Regions from separate parts of the Homo sapiens genome. Here region 1 is linked to region 2. A link is a loop called in an ENCODE intact Hi-C map of the cell type or tissue named here. Cell type or tissue: adrenal gland. All regions are shown on one strand. Each heading gives the region's core, and the rest is flanking DNA. Links, peaks and the distances in the headings are about the cores only.

The links. Hi-C counts contacts between places; a loop is a spot of excess contacts. Peaks named below come from ENCODE experiments on the same cell type or tissue, not always from the same donor. Only the 100,000 strongest peaks of a DNase experiment are listed, where the experiment ranks them.
Region 1: a loop joins it to region 2, with 2.2 times the contacts of the local background. A loop is called at or near these places in 6 of 110 quality-filtered maps.

The regions. Positions count from the first base shown.
Region 1 is chr16:66,272,614-66,281,623 of GRCh38, forward strand. No RefSeq gene overlaps it. Among named protein-coding and RNA genes, the nearest start is that of CDH5, 90 kb to the right of the region's middle. In adrenal gland, for the core only: CTCF peaks have their summits at 1,957 (motif pointing right) and 3,411; no DNase peak of the experiment used is centred there.
Region 2 is chr16:65,709,888-65,718,897 of GRCh38, forward strand. No RefSeq gene overlaps it. Among named protein-coding and RNA genes, the nearest start is that of LINC00922, 140 kb to the left of the region's middle. RefSeq lists an enhancer at 3,380-3,987. In adrenal gland, for the core only: no CTCF peak of the experiment used is centred there; no DNase peak of the experiment used is centred there.

The DNA of each region.
Region 1 (9,010 bases), core at 1,459-6,458, 560 kb after region 2:
CTTGGATCTGTGGGGACGGGGGTCTGGGGAGCCCCTGACACCTTCCTGGAACAGGCCATGCTCCTCCCACCAGCCTCAGGCCCTTTGCATGTGTGGCTCGCTCTGCCTCGACTGCTCTCCCCCTACCCCTTTCACCCATGACACAATGAGTCTTTCTTCAGCAGCAAGAAAAATGGTTTCTTCTCCAGGAAGCTTTTCCCGAGCCTAGTGTAAAGCTCTAAGGCAGCAGGGGTCAGGTGGCTTATGTGGGGTTCCCAGAAGGCACAGCCTGAGATAAGACTGGAGTGCAGGTTGTTTATTTGGGAGAGGTTCCCAGACAGCAAGAGTGAAGGATTGAGGGAAAATGGCATAGGGAGGAGTAAGATCATTAAAAGTTGTGTTGCGGTCATCAATGCTTTGGGCAACAGAGGCTCAGTGCAGCTGGGACCTCCTGACAAGCAGCATGAAGTCCCCAGAATCAGTCCCCTAAAGGCCAAGAGCCTGGAGCATTCATCCACCAGCTCCCAGCCCTCATTGGCTGAGAGCTTCCCCGGACAAGATTCATGCCCTGTATTGACTGCATTTTCTTATTTTCTGTATTCCTGATGCTCCGGCATTTGGGGCCTTGATCCTGGAGAGACTGCCCCTCCCAGAGCTAGCTAATTCCTAGAGACAGCAAAGGACTCCCCTGTGACTGCACCTTTGATGTACAAAGCAATCGTTCCAGAGCCCACACCCCCAACCGTCCAACTGCCAAGTCAATATTCTCTCTGCCCTAAATCACTACAGGGCCAAGAACCAGACAACTAGGAATGACCTTGAAAGCCCAGAGCCCTCCACAGTGATTCACACTATCCATCCTAAGCTAACTCAGTCTACCTACCCTGCCTTGCCCACACCTTCCCAAGAAATCCTCAACAAAGGCTCTGAGCCTTGCTCTCCCCTCTCCCTCTTCTGCCTTCTGACCCTGGCGCTTCCCATGTGTTCCAGGTAGCAGTGTGCAGTGCCTCCCATTTCTAGAGTACTTAGTATAAACTTCTTCCTTTATGACAATCATCTCCCTGCCTGCGTGTCTGACCATACTGATTAAAACAAATCCTGGGTACATTTTAACTCGTGCCTTCACACCGCCAGGCTTGCATGGGCTAAGAGTGTTCCCACAACGCTGGAGAAGACCCTGAGGCAGAAAACCAACAGGCATCTGTCCCATACATGAAGTGGATGCTGTAAGAGCAAGGCAAGCTTTCTGAGCTGTCAGGGAAACGGCCACCGGCCACTGTCGCTGGCACTGAAATCACAGCTGGCCAAGGAATGTGATGAGCAGGGTGCCAGAGGTGTCTGCTGCATCCCATGTGCTTGTTTGCTTGTTTTTCTCACCATTGATCCCCCAGTGCCTAGCACAGTACTGGCATGGTGTGGGGACTTAGTCATTACCTGCTGAACTCATGAATTGAATTAGTGAGTGACTGAGTGAGTGAACCTTGTAAGCCCCAAAGGAGAATGACTAACAGTCCAATAGAAGACATTCAAAGGTTCCCAGCCAGTGAGGTCCAGTGGTCAAGTTTATCCCAGCAATAACCCAGCTAATAGCACCCTCCAGTGGCCAAGGTCCCAGGGCTGGTCAAAGCTAGGTCAGGTGGCGGAGCTGTCAGCCCAGCAAGGAAACTGAGGCAGAAAACTAAAGGAGTTCATGGGATGTTAAGCCTTCACTCCTGCAATGGCTTGCATTTAAACAAGACTCCTTACAGGCCCCAGGGCAAGATCAGGTATGGGCGGGCGTAGTGAACACGAAGAAGCCCAGAGATTTACAATGGGCAGGACCAGGGTAACAAATCCAAACAGAAAAATAGAATCCATAAACCTCTTCTCCTAGGCTTCAGAAGGTTCCAGATTCATCTCCCTGAATGGCCACCACAGAGAAGTGGCACAAGAGTGTCACACCTAGGGTGCAAAGGACTGCCTGCTATCCATCATAATCATAAATGTGTATACTGTCATAAACTTCCAGAAGATGGCAGTAAAGAGACTCATGCTAAGAAAATCAGTACATTACAATAATTTTCCATATATGGAAGTGTCTTGAGAAAGGGAGAGGTTTTGCCTAATCTGTTTAAATGTGCTGTGTGACCTGGTGAGCAGATTTTTTTCCCTTCCTCAGTGAGTTTTGCCCAGGCTCAGAAACCCCGCAGGCCCCTAGAGCATAAACCAAGGGAAAGCAAAAGTCAACAGACATACAGGCAAGGAAGCGGGGGCAGGTGGCGGGGCAAGGCTGGTTTCCTCTGCGTCTCCTTGGTTGCATCTCTAGCCTCATTCGTGCAATAAACACTTGCTGAACTCTGTTGGGCACATTGGGGGTGGGTGAGGGACACATATGACCAAGATTGGGTCCTTTTGCTCAGTGTCATGGAAAAAAGACTGATATGGTTTGGATCTGTGTCCCTGGCCAAAGTTCATGTCAAATTGTAATCCCCTGTGTTGGAGGCGGGGTCTGGTGGGAGGTGACTGCATCATGGTAGTGGGTTTCTCATGAATGGTGCAGCACCACCCTCTTGGTGCGGTTCTCATGATAGTAAGTGAGTTCTCATGAGATCTGGTTATTTAAGTGTGTGGCACCTCCCCTTTCACTGTCTCTCTCTCTTGCTCCTGCCCCTGCTATGTAGGACACCTGCTCCCCCTTTGCCTTCTGCCATGATTGGAAGCTTCCTGAGGCCTCCTCAAAAGCAGAAGCCACTATGCTTCCTGTAGAGTCTGCAGAACCATAAGCCAATTAAAACTCTTTTCTTTATAAACTACCCAGTCTCAGGTATTTTACCAACTTTGCTGTTAGGCAGACCTGGGTTCAAATCCAGCTTCTACAGCTCAGAACATAGAAAGTCACATACCCTCCCCAGCCCTCAGGCTCCTCATCTGCATAATGGGGATAACACCACCTGCTTTACAAGATGTAAAAAAGACCACGTGAGTAAAGTGCCTGGTGCAGAGACTGAAACAGACGGAGCTGGAGTTGGAAAAGAATTGCTATTTCCTTCTTCCTCCCTTGATATCATTGGAACCTCCTTCTTTAGAGGTTACAATCCAGCTGCTGAAGCAGCATATATTTGGTTGACTTTTGACTAAAGAAAAATACTGCCACTATTTTATGATGTCACAAAGTGGTAAGGGATTTGATAAGAGATTCCTGGGCCCAGTATAATGTGGCACAACCATGAGAAAACCTCCCATACCAGAACTACTCCCTCGGGTTGAAAACCAAACATTGACTTGTGCAGCCAATGTTCTGGCTTGTCTGGGGGCTGCCTGAGAGACTGACTTCTGTCTTGCCTGACTCAGAGCACAGACAGGAATGGCAGCACAGAAGCCACTGGAAACAGGCAAGCTCCAAGGAACGTTACAGCTGCAGAGATTATGCAGTTCCACAGGAAGACAGCAGGAGGAGCAAGAGATTATGTCTCTTGAGAAGAAATAGACTAGGGAATTCGAGACGGTTAAACAGGCATGCACAAGGCCAGAGAAGACACATCCCCAGAAAAGATTTGAGAGGTCCCAGAACCTTTTGCCAGGCTGATTGGTAAAAGTCTCCCCGTGCGTGAGGCCAATTCATAAAGACTGGGAGAGGTGGTTGTTTTTTCAAATGCCAAAATCTCAACAAAAGATCACAAGGCATACAAATAAACAGGTAAACATGGCCCAATCAAATGAACAAAATAAAACTCCAGTAACCAAGCCTAAAGAAATGCAAATTGCTGAACTTTCTCACAAAGAATTCAAAACAACTGTGTTGAAGATGCTCAGTGAGCTAAAAGAGAACACAGATAGACAACTAAGTGAAATCAGGAAAATGCTGGATGAGTCCAGTGAGAATGTCAACAGAAATAAACTAAAGAAACAGAAATTCTAGAGCTAAAAAATACAATAACTAAGTTGAAAAATTCACTACAGCTGTTCAAAGCAGACTTAGGCAGAAGAAAGAACTCGCAAATTTGCAGATCGTTCATTTGAATCAAGTCAGAGGAGCACAAAGAAAAAATAATTAAGAAAACTGAAAAGGCCCTAAGGGACTTATGGGACGTCATCAAGCAGACCCTTTTATACACTATGGAAATCCTAGAAGTAGGAGAGAAAGGGGCAGAGACCTTATTTGAGGAAATGGCCAAAAACTTCCCAAATCAGAGGAAACAAATGAAAATAGAAGTCCAAGTTCAATGAATTCCAACTGGTATAAAATCAAAGAGGCCCAAACTGTGACACATTATAATCAAACTGTCAAAAGACAAAGAGAAAGCCTTGAAAGTAGTAAAAGTGCTTCATCACAGACAAAGAGGCTTCTATAAGATTATCAGGAGGTTTCTCAGCAAAAACCTTTTAGCCATAAGGCAGTGGAATGATGTACTCAGAGTGCTGAAGGAAAAAAGCTATCAATCAAGAATACTAAAACTGGAAAAACTATCCTTTAAAAATGAGACAGTTTTGTTTTTTTTTTTTCTTGAATTAATGCTCAGAGTTGGTCTTTATGTAGTATTTTGCTATTTCCAAGTTTTTGAAGCACACTGAAAGCCTCTAGTTTTGCCTTTTCAAGGTGATGAAGTAGAGGCTTTCAGTATGCTTCAAAAACTTGGAAATAGCAAAATACTACATAAAGATCAACTCTGAGCTTTAATTCAAGAAAAAAAAAACCTGGGAATCCACTGGAATCATGAAGGACACCCTAAATCCTGGGGACGAGAAGGTGGGCAAACAGCCCCTGTGATTGCGTCTCAATGATGAAAGTGAGTAAAGCCCCAGTGCATGAGTGGGGCAGGGAGCCTCCTTTTGTGATTCACTTTTCCTCTGGGGAACACAGCAATCCAAGCCAAGGGAAAGCGCTTTGTTTCTCCCAAGCCCTGGAGCCAACTCAGGGAGAGGCTTGGAGATGCTGAGAGAGAAAGGTACCTGGAAAAGCTGCAGGCATTTTCCCAGACCTGGAACTGAGAGCAGGGTGCCATTTTCAATATGAGTGTATACAAAGTCAGTTACTCTTTGGCAACCTGGCAGTGTGGCTGCACAGGCATTTTAGTCTCAGGCCAGAGATTGGAGCACTTGCTCTGGACCAGGGTACAGGCCTCCATGGCCAGAACTGTGGAAAGCACCTCAACAGTAAGCATTGGAATTGTGCTTTTCTCCATTGCAGACCTGGGGAGGGAGGAGAGCTACTACAGCATGGTTTCTTCTGGGTGATGAGAACTGCAGCCAGGGCCAGCTTGGCAACCTGGAACCAGTCTGGTCTGCATGTGTCACTTCTGGGTGCCGCAGCCTGCTCCCTGGGATCATGGTGCAGTGGGGCCCTCTCTGCTCTACCTCCCGGTAGAGCGCCAGGCATTAAGAGCACCCACTTGCCTGGACCAGCAGCCTGAGCTGCCCCACCCTTCTTGGGAATGGACTGTGTGCAGTAGGACCCTCTCTTCTCCACACCCAGGCTGTTCTCTAGGCATTCAGAGCATCTGCTCCCACAGATTAGCCGCCCGAGTTACCCCATCCTTCCTGTGCAGAGATCCTGGTACCAGGAGGCCCTCTCTGCTTCACGACTGGGCAGATCTCCAGGCATTCAGAGCACTCGTTCACCTGGCTCAGCAGCCTGAGTTGCCCCACCCTTCCTATGCAGAGATTGTGGTGCAGCTTGACCCTCTATACTCCAAACCCAGTCAGATCTGCAGGCATTTGGAGCACCTGTTTATCTGGATTGGCAACCTGAGCTGCCCCACCCTTCTTGCACAAGGCCCTCTCCACTCCACACCCAGGCAGAAGAACCCCAGGCATTCAGAGCACTCAGTCACATGGACCAGCAGCCTGAACTGCCCCCACCCTTCCTGTGCAGAGATTGTGGCAGAGCAGGGCCTTCTCCCCTCCATGCCAAGGCAGATTTCCAGGCATCTGGGCACCCACTGTCCTGGATTAGAAGTGTAGGCTGCTCCCCTTCCCATACAGAGAATTGGGGCTGAGGAAGTTTCCCAGATGCATGCCTAGTCATACCTTAGGGTGCTTGGTGGGCACTCACTGGATTTTCCCTCAGCACTTGTGCTTATGCTTGCCACTTGGGGACCTGTAGATGGACCTGCCCAGTCTGACGCTCATCATCTTGGCCCCAACCTCTAGGCCTGAGCAGGGAGCTCAGGCCATTGTGCACTCCATGAATCAGCCCATTACCTGAGGCAACAGAGAGCTTCTCACAGTAAACAAGGATCAGGTATACACCTGGCTGCACTGGCCACAGCCAGCTCTTACCCATAAGCTCCATCTACTGGTTTGTAAGTCAAACCACACAGCCCAATATAAAACCTGCTAGCAGAAGTGCTTATAGTTATAGAAGCAAAGCCAAAAGACCCTACTCAACATTCTCTACAGTCACACCCCCTAGGGAGGTGGAAAAGGGAAAAGAAAAAAAAAATTGTAAGGAAAGAAAGAAAAAAGTTTTATCCACATGAAAATAACTACAAAAATTAGAAGTGCCAATGCCTCCAGATGAGAAGGAGCCAGTACTAGAATTCTGGCACCATAAAAATTCTGAATGTAGTGATATCACCATCACACTAGCTCTCCAGCAATGGTTCCTAACCAAAATGGAAACTCAGAAATGACAGATAAAGAATTTAAAGCATGGATTGCAAGGAAGCTCAATGAGATCCAAGACAGGGTTGAAAATCAACACAAATAAGCTTCTAGAACAATCCAGGAAATGAAGGAAGATTTAAATGCTTTAAAAAGAAATCAGAGGTTCTAGAATTGAAAAACTCATGTAAAGAATTTGAAAATACAGTTGAAAACTTTATCAATAGAATAGACCAAGCAGAAGAAAGAATTTCAGAGCTTGAAGACCAGTCTTTTGAATTAACTCAGCCAGACAAAAATAAGGAAAAAAGAATTTTAAAAGTCGTTGATAAATATAAGATCATGTAAAGCCATCAAATCTATAAATTACTGGCATTCCTGAGAGAGAAGGAGAAAAGTAAACAACCTGGAAAAATTATTTGAGGGAATAACTAAAGAAAATTTCCCTAGTCTTGCTAGAGAGGTGGATATCCAGTTACAAGAAATCCAAAGAACACATGTGAGATATTATACAAAACAAATATCACCAAGGCATATATCACTAGGCTGTCAAGGTCAAGGCTAAACAAAAAGTCTTAAAGGCAGCTAAAGAAAAAGGTCAGATCACATACAAAGGGATCCCCATCAGGCTAACATCAGACTTTTCAGCAGAAACCTTACAAGCCAGGAAAGATTGGGGGCCTGTTTTCAGTATTCTTAAACAAAAGAAATTTCAACCAAGAATTTCATATCCTGCCAAACTTAGCATCACAAGTGAAGGACAAATAAAATCCTTTGCAGACAAGCAAGTGCTAATGTAATTCATTACCATTAGACCAGCCTTACAAGAGATCCTTAAGAGAGTTCTAAACATGGAAACGAAATGTTTTTGTGCTACCCCAAAAATACACTTAAGTATACACCCCACAGACCCTACAAAGCAACCACACAATAGAAACTACAAAGCAACCAGCTAACAACTTCACAATAGGATCAAAACTTCACATATCAATATTAACTTTGAATGTAAATGGTCTAAATCCCCCCACTTAAAAGGCACGGAGTGAAAAGCTGGATAAAAAAAAAAAAAAAGACCCATCTGTCTACTGTCTTCAAGAGACCCACCTCACATGGAATGACACCTATAGGTTCAAAGTAAAGGATCAGAGAAAGATCTATCATACAAATGGAAAATTTAAAAAAAAGCAGGGGTTGCTATTTTTATATCAGATAAAATAGACTTTAAGCCAATAATAGTAAAAAAACAAAAAAAAGGGACAAACAAGGAGCATTACATGTTGATAAAGGGCTCAGTTCAACAAGAAGACTTAACTATCCTAAATATACATACACCCAACATTGCAGCACTCAGATTCATAAAAAAAGTACTGCTAGACCTACAAAAAGACTTAAATGGCCACACAATAATAGTGAGAAATTTCAACAGCCTATTGACCATGTTAGACAGACCACTGAGACAGAAAACTAACAAAGAAATTCTGGACTTAAATTTGACACTTGACCAATTGTACTTAATAGACATCTAAAGGCTACTCCACCCGTCAACCACATAATGCACATTCTTCTCATCTGCACACGGAAAATACTGTAAAATCAACCACTGTAAGAAAATACTGTATGATCTCCCGAGATTGAATCAGGAAGAAATTGAAACCCTGAACAGATCAATATCAAGGTCCAAAATTCAACCTGTGATAATAATTTTTTTAAACTTACCAACTGAAATAAGTCCCGAACCAGATGTATTCACAGACAAATTCTGCCAGACATAAAAAGAATTCTTGGTATCAATTTTGCTGAAACTATCCCAAAAAATCAAGGAGGAGGGACTCCTCCCTAACTCATTTTCCAAAGCCAGCATCACCCTGATATCAAAACCTGGCAAAGACACAATGAACAAAGAAAACTACAGGCCAATATCCCTGATGAAGATAGATGCAAAAATCCTCAACAAAATACTAACAAATCAAATCCAGCAGCACATCAAAAAGTTAACTCACCACAATCAACTAGGCTTTATTCCTGGGATGCATATAGTGCATATATATATATATATATATAACATATATTGCATCCCAGGAATAAAGCCTTTGAATCAGCCTTTGAAAAAACCTTTGAACCAATAGTTGGTTCAACATATGCAAATCAATAAATGTGATTCACAGCATAATTAAAAATGAAAACCATATGATCATCTCAATAGATGTGGAAAAAAGCTTTCAATAAAATCCCTAGTTTGCTGCTTAGTTTGTTGATAAAAACCTTCGACAAACTAGTTATCAAAGGAACAAATCTCAAAATAGTAAGAGCCATCAATGACCAACAAACATCATACTGAACAGGCAAAAGCTGGAAACACTTCCCTTGAGAACAGGAACAAGACAAGGATGCCCACTCTCACTATTCCTGTTCAACATAGTACTGGAAGGCCTAGCCAGTACTCCACTTT
Region 2 (9,010 bases), core at 2,623-7,622:
AGCAGAAAGCAATCAGTCCAAATGGGGCAGGAAATCGACCTGTGCCAGAAATAACATCTTCAAGAGAAAGCAGACTTTGTCATTTAATTTGTATGATGAAGAAGCTGCAACTTCTTAATGGGAAGATGAAGGCTTAGATTTTTTTCTATCAGAAAAAATAAAGGAAGCCCATGGAAAAACAAAAACACCCACATGAAAGGCATGAGTTGAATATGAAAAATTAAAATGCAGCGTATTTTTGAGGAATTAATTAAGGATAAGTAAGGAAAGGGTTTGGGTTTTTTTTTGCTTTTTGGTTTTTTTTTCATGTTTTACCCACATTCCTTTGAGTGTCATGAGTTAAGAGAAACAGCTTTTCAGTCCCTCTGTGGGTCCAGGCAGACACGTGACTCTGCCATGGGTAACGTGGACCCTGGAGGCCACAGAGCTGACGGGCTCTGAGAAGAGCTCCAAGGTCACGGACTGCGCGCACACTGCCTCTGCCACTTGCTAGCTCTGTGACCTTGGGCAAATTAGTTCACCTCTCTGTGCCGCTATTTTCTCATCTCTAAATTGTCATCTCCTTCATAGGGCTGTTGCAGAGATTAAATGAGCTAATGTATGGAATGCATGTAGAATGGTAAGTACCCAAATTTTTGGTGTTATTACTATTATTATTACAAAATCAAAATATAGAAATAATAGTTGATTTCCCATGCAAAGCTATTATTAAAATTACCCTCTTAACAAAAAAATGAAAGATTAAATCAGAATGAAATAACACAAAAGAAATATAAAAATCAGAAAGGGAAAAATAATGGCATAGCTACTGAAGCAGAGAGGCTGCTGGTGAGGAGGGAGATTGCTCATTCCTTCATCTAAAGTGTAAGTAACTGGATACTGTGAGAAGTGAATAAATCAAGCAAGAAAGGATTTTGTGTCTGTCTATATAATTTCAAATAATTTCATTAATAATTACAATTCATTATTAATTTTCATTAATATAAATGTATTTATATATTTGATGTACATATAAATATTTATGAAGTTTGTATATTTATAATTGCTTACAATAATCAATATATTTAACTGTAATTTTTAAATGTAAAACCAGCACTTAACATGGTATTTATCAGTAACAGAAAGCAGGTGGTGGAGAGAGAAGGCAAATTAAGAATGAGTACTGACGTCTGCAGAGTGCTTACTATGTGCCAGGCACTGTTCCAAGAGGTCTACATATATTATTTCACTTAATGTTCTAACAACCCTAAAAGTTAAGCATGATTATTATTATTGCAACCATTTTACTGATAAGGTATTTGAGGCAGAGAAACTAAGTCCTTCCCCAGGTCCCATGAGTAGTGAAAGAAAAGTGCCTCTTGGCCACTATCTCTAACAGTGTTCCTCTCTCAGAGAGGGGAGTTTCTAAGAATGGTTTAGATATAGGATTTAGCTTCAGGGTGGCCAATACCGGAGGGAAAAACAACTGTATTGGGATAAACAGTGTCCCTCAAAATGTTCACATCTACTCAAAACCTCAGAATGTGACCTTATATTGAAATACAATCTTTGCAGATATCATTAGTTAAGATGATGTCATACCAGATTATGGAAAACCCAGTGATGGCTGTTGATATGGTTTGGCTGTGTCCCCACCCAAATCTCATCCTGAATTGTAGTTCCCATAATCCCTATGTGTCGTGGGAGGGGACCCAGTAGGAAGTAATTAGATCATGGGGTGGGTTTTTCCTGCACCGTTCTCATAATAGTGAATAAGTCTCATGAGATCTGATGGTTTTATAAAGGTTAGTTTCCCTGCACACTCTCTCTTGCCTGCCACCATGTAAAACGTGCCTTTGCTCCTCCTTCGCCTTCTGCCATGATTGTGAGGCCTCCCCAGCCATGTGGAACTGTGAGTCCATTAAACCTCTTTTTCTTTATAAATTGCCCAGTCTCAGGTATTTCTACACAGCAGTATAAAAATGGACTAATACAGGTGTCCTTATAAGAAAAGGAAGAGACACAAAGAAACAAATGGGGAAGACCCATGGGACAACCGCGGCAGAGACCTAAGTGATGCAGCTACAGGCCAAGGGTCAGGGATTGCTGGGAGCCACCAGACTCTAGCAAGAGGTGAAGGGAAATTCTTCCCCAGAACAGTAAAGGCCATATGGCCCTGCAGACACCTAGCCTGCAAAACTGAAGAAATCATTTTCTACTGTTACATGTTACCCAGTTTGGGTAATCAGCTACCCCAGCTCTAGGAGACTGAAACAACAACCAACCCAAAACTTTAAATTGAAATGGTCCAAATTAGAGGAAAAGAAAGAGAATGTTACCTTATGCTTCAACTCTCCTGTGTTCCTTTTTGTGGGGGGTGGACTCCAGGTGGCCCCAGGAACCCCACCTCTTAGTGTTCTCATATTGTCTGACACTCAAAAAGCAGAGGACTCAGTTAAGCTGCCCACAAATCCTTGACCCACAGAAGTTGATATAAAAACGTCAGGCTGTTTTAAGCCACTAAATTTATGATACTATTGCCATGTATCAATAGCTAACTAATATTCTCCTATAATTAAAAAGAGCAGTAGTAAGCATTTCAATTAGTAACGGTTTTCTGGAATTAAAAGTAAATTTAAGATGACAAATTATTGTGATGAACAAAGTCAGTTGGGAACAAGTCCCTCATTAAACAAATAAGGAAACTAAGGCACAGAGAAGTTAGGCACATGGGCAGTTACACACAAGTAATTAAGAACTGAAATGTCACTGAGGCACACACATCCCCACTGACCTACCATTTTCTACTTCATTGCTGCCTGCAGAATGACAACACCCTCTCTCTCTCTCTCTACATATATATAAATATATATAAATATATAAATATATATGAATATATATAAAATATATAAATATATAAAGATATATAAATATATATAAAGACATATACATAAATATATATAAAGATATATACATAAATATATATATAAAGATATATATAAATAAATATATACATATATAAAAGGAGGAGGAGGAAGAAGAAAAGTAGCCAAAAGCAATATAATTGCTCAAATCGAAGGCAAAGATCCAGTTTTGTCTCAGATTATATTCATGGTAACCACTGTTCCCAACATTTCCCCCCAGTTTCTGGGAGGGTAGATGTGTTAAACAGGCACTTATTAGACAGTTTTTTTGACAGCTGCTGCATTTGCAATTACTGTAATATAATTTTTTTTCTTCTGAATAGCTGCAGATTTTGTTTTTGTCTGAGCTGAGGTGGAAAATTGAGAAATAGCGGATTCAAAAATAATTGACTTTATTAGGAATATGAATGTATTACGCCCACCATATATTAAAAACTCATTGCTTTTATATTGGCCTGGAACACCGTACAATACTTTTATGGTTCCCTAGTCTCCCCGTTCCCCCTACTTTACTGTTCCCATCAGCTTTATGTTCCTCATTCCCTGTCACATGGAAAAAATAAATGGTTAAAAATCTAAGTGCTCATCAGACACAAACCAGAGTTCATAAATGAAAGTGGGCATCCTTGGGTAATTTAAGATATTGCTGTGAGCTGGTGTTGCCAAAAACGATGCACTTATTGAACCATAAACAAAAGCAATTAAGATGAGATGTTGATTACTGTGAAGGGAAGTTCCCCAGTAGTATAGAAACCACAGGCCACAGAGGGGGGTCTCATTTGCATAAGCATCTCTGGAATCGTGGGATATCCAGGAAGGTCTGTGGAGGCTCATCTGCTAAAGGATCCTTAGGATTTCCTGGGAGAAATCCTGAGAAGCCTCCCTGGAACATTCTGCACAGGGAATCACAACTACTAGGCAAAGAGAGGAGACAACGGCTATTTCTTTGTGGCACAGCCAGGAAGTAAGGCAAGTCCCTCTGAGGTACATGAAAGGCAGAAAGACACACGCAAACTGCAGTTGGAATGTAATGCTGTTGAAAGCTACCTGGTAAAGCATTGCCCATGCCCAATGACAAAGAACTCACTGGAGAAGGTCTAGCTTCAGAGAAAGACGAGGAGACCTTCTGGAGCCATTCTTAATGGCTGGACCCTCCAGGCTTGGCCAAAAGGCAACTGTGCTAGCAAGATCCCAGGAACAGAAGTCTGGATCAACAGCCGATAGAGCACTGGTGATGATGCCTGACTACAGAAGTTGCAAGAACTACAGAAGTGAAAAGACATCTGAGTTGTTACAAAGGAATAAAGGAAAGGATGCAGTGACTTTTTTAAACCTGAAAACAAAACTGGGCAACAGGTCAGGGCAAATACCATAGCAACAACCAACTTCCCACCCCACCCAGCCCTAGGTTTTCCACCACCCCCACAGCTGGAGCAGCTGCACAATTGATGATCAGAGTGGAAATCTGTGAACACACTCGGTCTCTAAGATTCCCTTTCTGGGGCGGAAAGGCAATCCTGATTATGGAGAATCATGCCTAAAAATCCTCAAGAGCCAGGCACACTGTAGGTGCACAGCAATTTTTTACGGAAGGGAAAAACAGAAAACAAGGAATGGCTGGATGCACCGATGGAGTGAATGAGTGTGTGCATCACTGAGACTGAAGTTAAGCTGGGACTGACATTTAGAGCCGCCTGGAGGGGGCAGAGAGGGTGGAAAGAGCACACCAGGGCAAAGCGCCCTGAGACATGTCTTAAGCATTGAGCAGGAACAAGACAGGCAGGAGAAGAAAAATGAGCGTCCAGCCAGATAGATGATGTTGGGTCAACTCAATCCTTCCCCGTCTGTCTGGAGTAACTCTGCAGGCACACATTACAGCATGCCGATCAGCCAAAGGGAGCAGTGATTGGCATCTCTGAGCCAGCACCTGTGAGCAGACTGACATTCAGGGAGACAGGTCCAAATGCCACCGGTCAAAGGCCAGAGAACCTTGCAGCCTGACTGGGGCCACTCAGACAGGTGCGATGACAGCCGATCCCATGCAATCACCCTGAGTAGTGGTTTGAATTTCACTGAGTGGCCAGTTCACTTAACCAGGAGGTATATCTGTGTTCCTCTAGATTTAAAAGGTGTGGAAACCCAGAGAAAGCAAACTAATGTTTAAAGACCACCTACTTTGTGCCAGGCTCTCTGCTAACAGCATAATGCTATCCCTTTGAAAAGTCGGTAAAATTCTAAGTAGGGGTTTTTTAGCCCTATTTTATAGATAGAGAACCTTGGGCTCTGATGAATTAAATGGTCTTTAAACATTCACACAGGCCATGAGATAGAACCAAGATCAAATCTTCATTTCCTGATCCACGGAAGTCTTGTTCTTTCTTCCACTCTGACATTGACAATGAGACATACAGAGATATATGCAAGGTAGGATATTTTTCAAGACAAACAGACAGAGTTGGAAGAATTTTAAGTGTTTCCTTGACTACTGTTGTTGCTATTCTGCAACTGAAAGAGAAAGAATCCATGGGGCAGATGGAAAAATAAGGTGGCATGCAGGGGTAGCCAGAAGAGATAGAAGAAGTGTCATTTCTGGTGTGGAGCTTGTACTTCATCCAGAATTCCATGATAGAGATGATGAGGTTGGTTATGAGATGGAGGCTGAGGCTTAAGTCATTGTTTCTGACAAAACTAGGGTCCCAGGGCAGACTCCAAAAGATCACCAGGAAGGTTAAAATAGGTTATATACAGAGAAAACTCTGATACCCTGTGCCAGCCTTGAAAGGGACTCAGTCACTGAATGATGACCACTGCTCTCATCCCTGTGGATACAAAAGCCCATGAGAGGAAGAACTACATTGCCAAGGTCACAAGACAAAGCTCTCTTTAGGGAGACATAGCTTCTGAGACCATGTTTATAGGATTCTGTGATTTAATTCATTTATTCAATAAACATCTATAGGAGTAGCTCCCTTGGAATGAACTATTGTAGGTTCTAGGAATAGATCAGTGAACAAAATGGATAATAAAATCTCTGATCTCCTTGGGCTCCTATTCTAGGGCCATGTATTCTGTTTACCTCCAGTATTACCATGTTTCTTCTCCAGGTTTGTATCAGAATAGTCCTGTTGCCTTCCTCCACAAAGAAGTGAGCAGTGAAGATGTAGGGTGGGGTTTTTACACAGAGGACACCTTAGATTTGAATCCTGGATTTGTCACAACCTAACTAAGACATCCTCAAAAATAACAAGTTGCAAGGGTATTTCTTATAATATTGGGGAAAATAATATTTTCCTTGAAGGGTGTTAGAAGAGTTCATTTACATATGCTAAGTCATTTAGGCTACTACATAAACACCGAAAATACAAATATCTCTTTAGTGCTGATCTCTCTCTCTCTCTCCCCAAGCCTGAGTTCTGTATCAGATAGTAAATCATGTATTCCAGCTTCCAGTCCTAACTCTGTTCCCATAGCAGCTTCTGCACACTGAGGGAATATGCATTGTTTGTAAATGCAACTTATGTTCTACAATCATAGAACAGAGGAAACCCCAAATCATTAATGGCAAGGGGAGGGAGAGGAAGGAAGGAGAGGCAGGGAGACCAAAATGAGGCATTTCTCTGGTACGAGGCAATGAGCCTCTTCACCAGGACTGTGATCCAGTAGACCAGGAGGAAATGTTTTCAAAAGATTTTTAGGAAGTCTTTATCTATAGGTCATGCCTACTGATGAGATGTTAGGGCTGAGAGAAAGGGCAGCATCTAGCATTGTCCAGTTTCTGATGTGAGCTACTGAATGGGGAATAGTGCTAAAGACTCAGTGGGAACAAGGAAGTGCTCTGGATATGTTAAAATTGACGTGCCCAGCGGGTATGCAGGAGGTGATGACAACTAGGGGTTAAAAAGAAGACCCTGGACTTTGTAGGAGAAGCCTGGGCAGGAGGTCAAGATATGGGGGTTCACTGGCATGTAGGTGGTACTTGTTATCAGGAGAGCAAATGAGATGATTGGGGGAGGGTTAGTAGAGTGTGAGAAGGGAGTTGAGTAAGAAGACCAGGGATAATGCTGTTTAAAATTGGCCAAGGATGTGAAGTCAATGAAGTGACTATGAAGAGGCACACAGAGCTGGAGACTGAGAAACTACAACTGAACTTGTCACCCACTGTGATGGGGGGTAAAGACACAGCAATCCTGCCAAGTTCAACCCCCCTGACCCCGCCACCACCAGCTCACAGCAGCAGGTAGGATGGGCTTGCCAATAGGTCCCTGGGACACACCTTTCTTCAAGGAGTGCAGAGGGAGGGCTCTGAGAATAACACAAACAGCCATAAGTTTGCCCAAAGAAATGTCACATTGAAAGAGCCCCAGCCCCAGAAAGGTATGGTGTTGGGGCAATGACTGAAATTGTAGCTGAGATGGGAAGCTCTAGAGATGAAGAACATTCATTTGGTTTCCTAGGACTTTCTGAATGATTCATTCTTCTTCTCCTCTGTGAGGTAGAAATGCAATAGAAAGAAATCTACGGTTATAAATTTTCTCGGTTCCTTCTTACCGAGTCAGGCAAGATTGATGGACTAAGCTGGTTGACACAGAAGCAATTGGGAATATCGTTATTTGCCTTGTATTTATCTGCATTTATGTTAATGGCTTTGTTCTTGATCAGAGCAGCCAGGAAACTAGGGGAAATGTTTATTGCACTCAAAGTTTTCCTGTGATGAATTATGTGGGAGTCGTAGAATAGCCAATGCACATACGTGTTGAAAATATTTCCCTCATTTTTTTTCTGCTTCTGATCCCAACAGCACAGACCTCCTGCATACTTTAGACCAAACCGACTCAATTTTTTATATTCTGCTTTGTCATCTGATTGATTTAATGCTTCTTGTGGTCAGATTTTGCAGAGAAAAGGATACCCATACAATTTCTCTCTCTGGCATGCTCTTGTTTGCTTGCTCCTTTTTCAAAGGGTAATTTCATAAAATCACAGGACCAGGAGGGACCTTTGTCCACATTTCTTCCCAACTCCTCACTGTACAGAAGCACTTGGGAAAAAAAGGATGAGAAGGAAAGAAGTCACTTTTTAAAAATCTTTTAGAGGTCAGGCTGTGTGCTCAGATGTTTTACTTGTATTAACCTATTTAATCTTTATGAAACTCTATTATCCCCATGTTGAAGATGAATAAATTGAAGCTTGGAGAAAGTCAGACACAGGCTGGCAAACCACTCTATGTAGTCCAAATCAAGCTCAGCTTCTGATTTTGTAAATAAAGTTTTCTTGGAACACAACCAAACTCACTCGTTTACGTATTGTTTATGGCTGCTTTCAAGTCACAATGGCAAATTTGAGTGGCCACAGCCAAAATCATGTGGCACACAAAGCCAAAAATGTTTACTATTTGGTCCTTTATAGAAGTAGTTTACTGACCCCTCTTTTAGGAAAATTGTCGTGGTCACAGACAGCATATCACCTGCGTGTTGTAAGACCTTGTTCTGTCTCACTCCAAACATCTGTTCTTTCCTACCACAGTACTGCTACACCCATTCACAGTGTCCACCACATACAGGAAGAATTCGCTCAGGTGGCCTCTCGTGCATTTTCATCTCAAAAATGCACCTTCTTGAAAACCTGTAAGGCTTTCTGCAGGCAATTATAGGCAGCAGCAAGGGTATGTGTGCTGTGAGGCATTTGAGGAACAGGTCTTCCCTTACCCTTCATGCCACAGTGGGTTCCATTTTCTGTTTTGCAAAAAGGAGACCAAAATGGAGATTAGTTTAAGTAGAACCTTTCTTCCTTTAGGGGACGGTTTCCTGGAAGAGGTAGATTTTGATGTAAGTTCTTCATGTCACAGGTCATGCAAATTTCTCTAAAAGATTCTGAGGGAAATGGGAAAGGGTGAAAAATGCTTTTGAAGACTGTAAACCATTCCAAATGGTGATGCTGAGGAAGGCGAGTGAAGGTGGTAATGCCAGAAGCAGCCATTTGCTGAACGTGTCATGGGATTTACATAACATTCAAGTTTACATAAAGTTTCTCCAATCAGCACCACCCTTGAAAAGGTAGGTAATTTTGTGACAGGAGGAAAGAGAGACCCAGAAATGTGAAGAGACTTA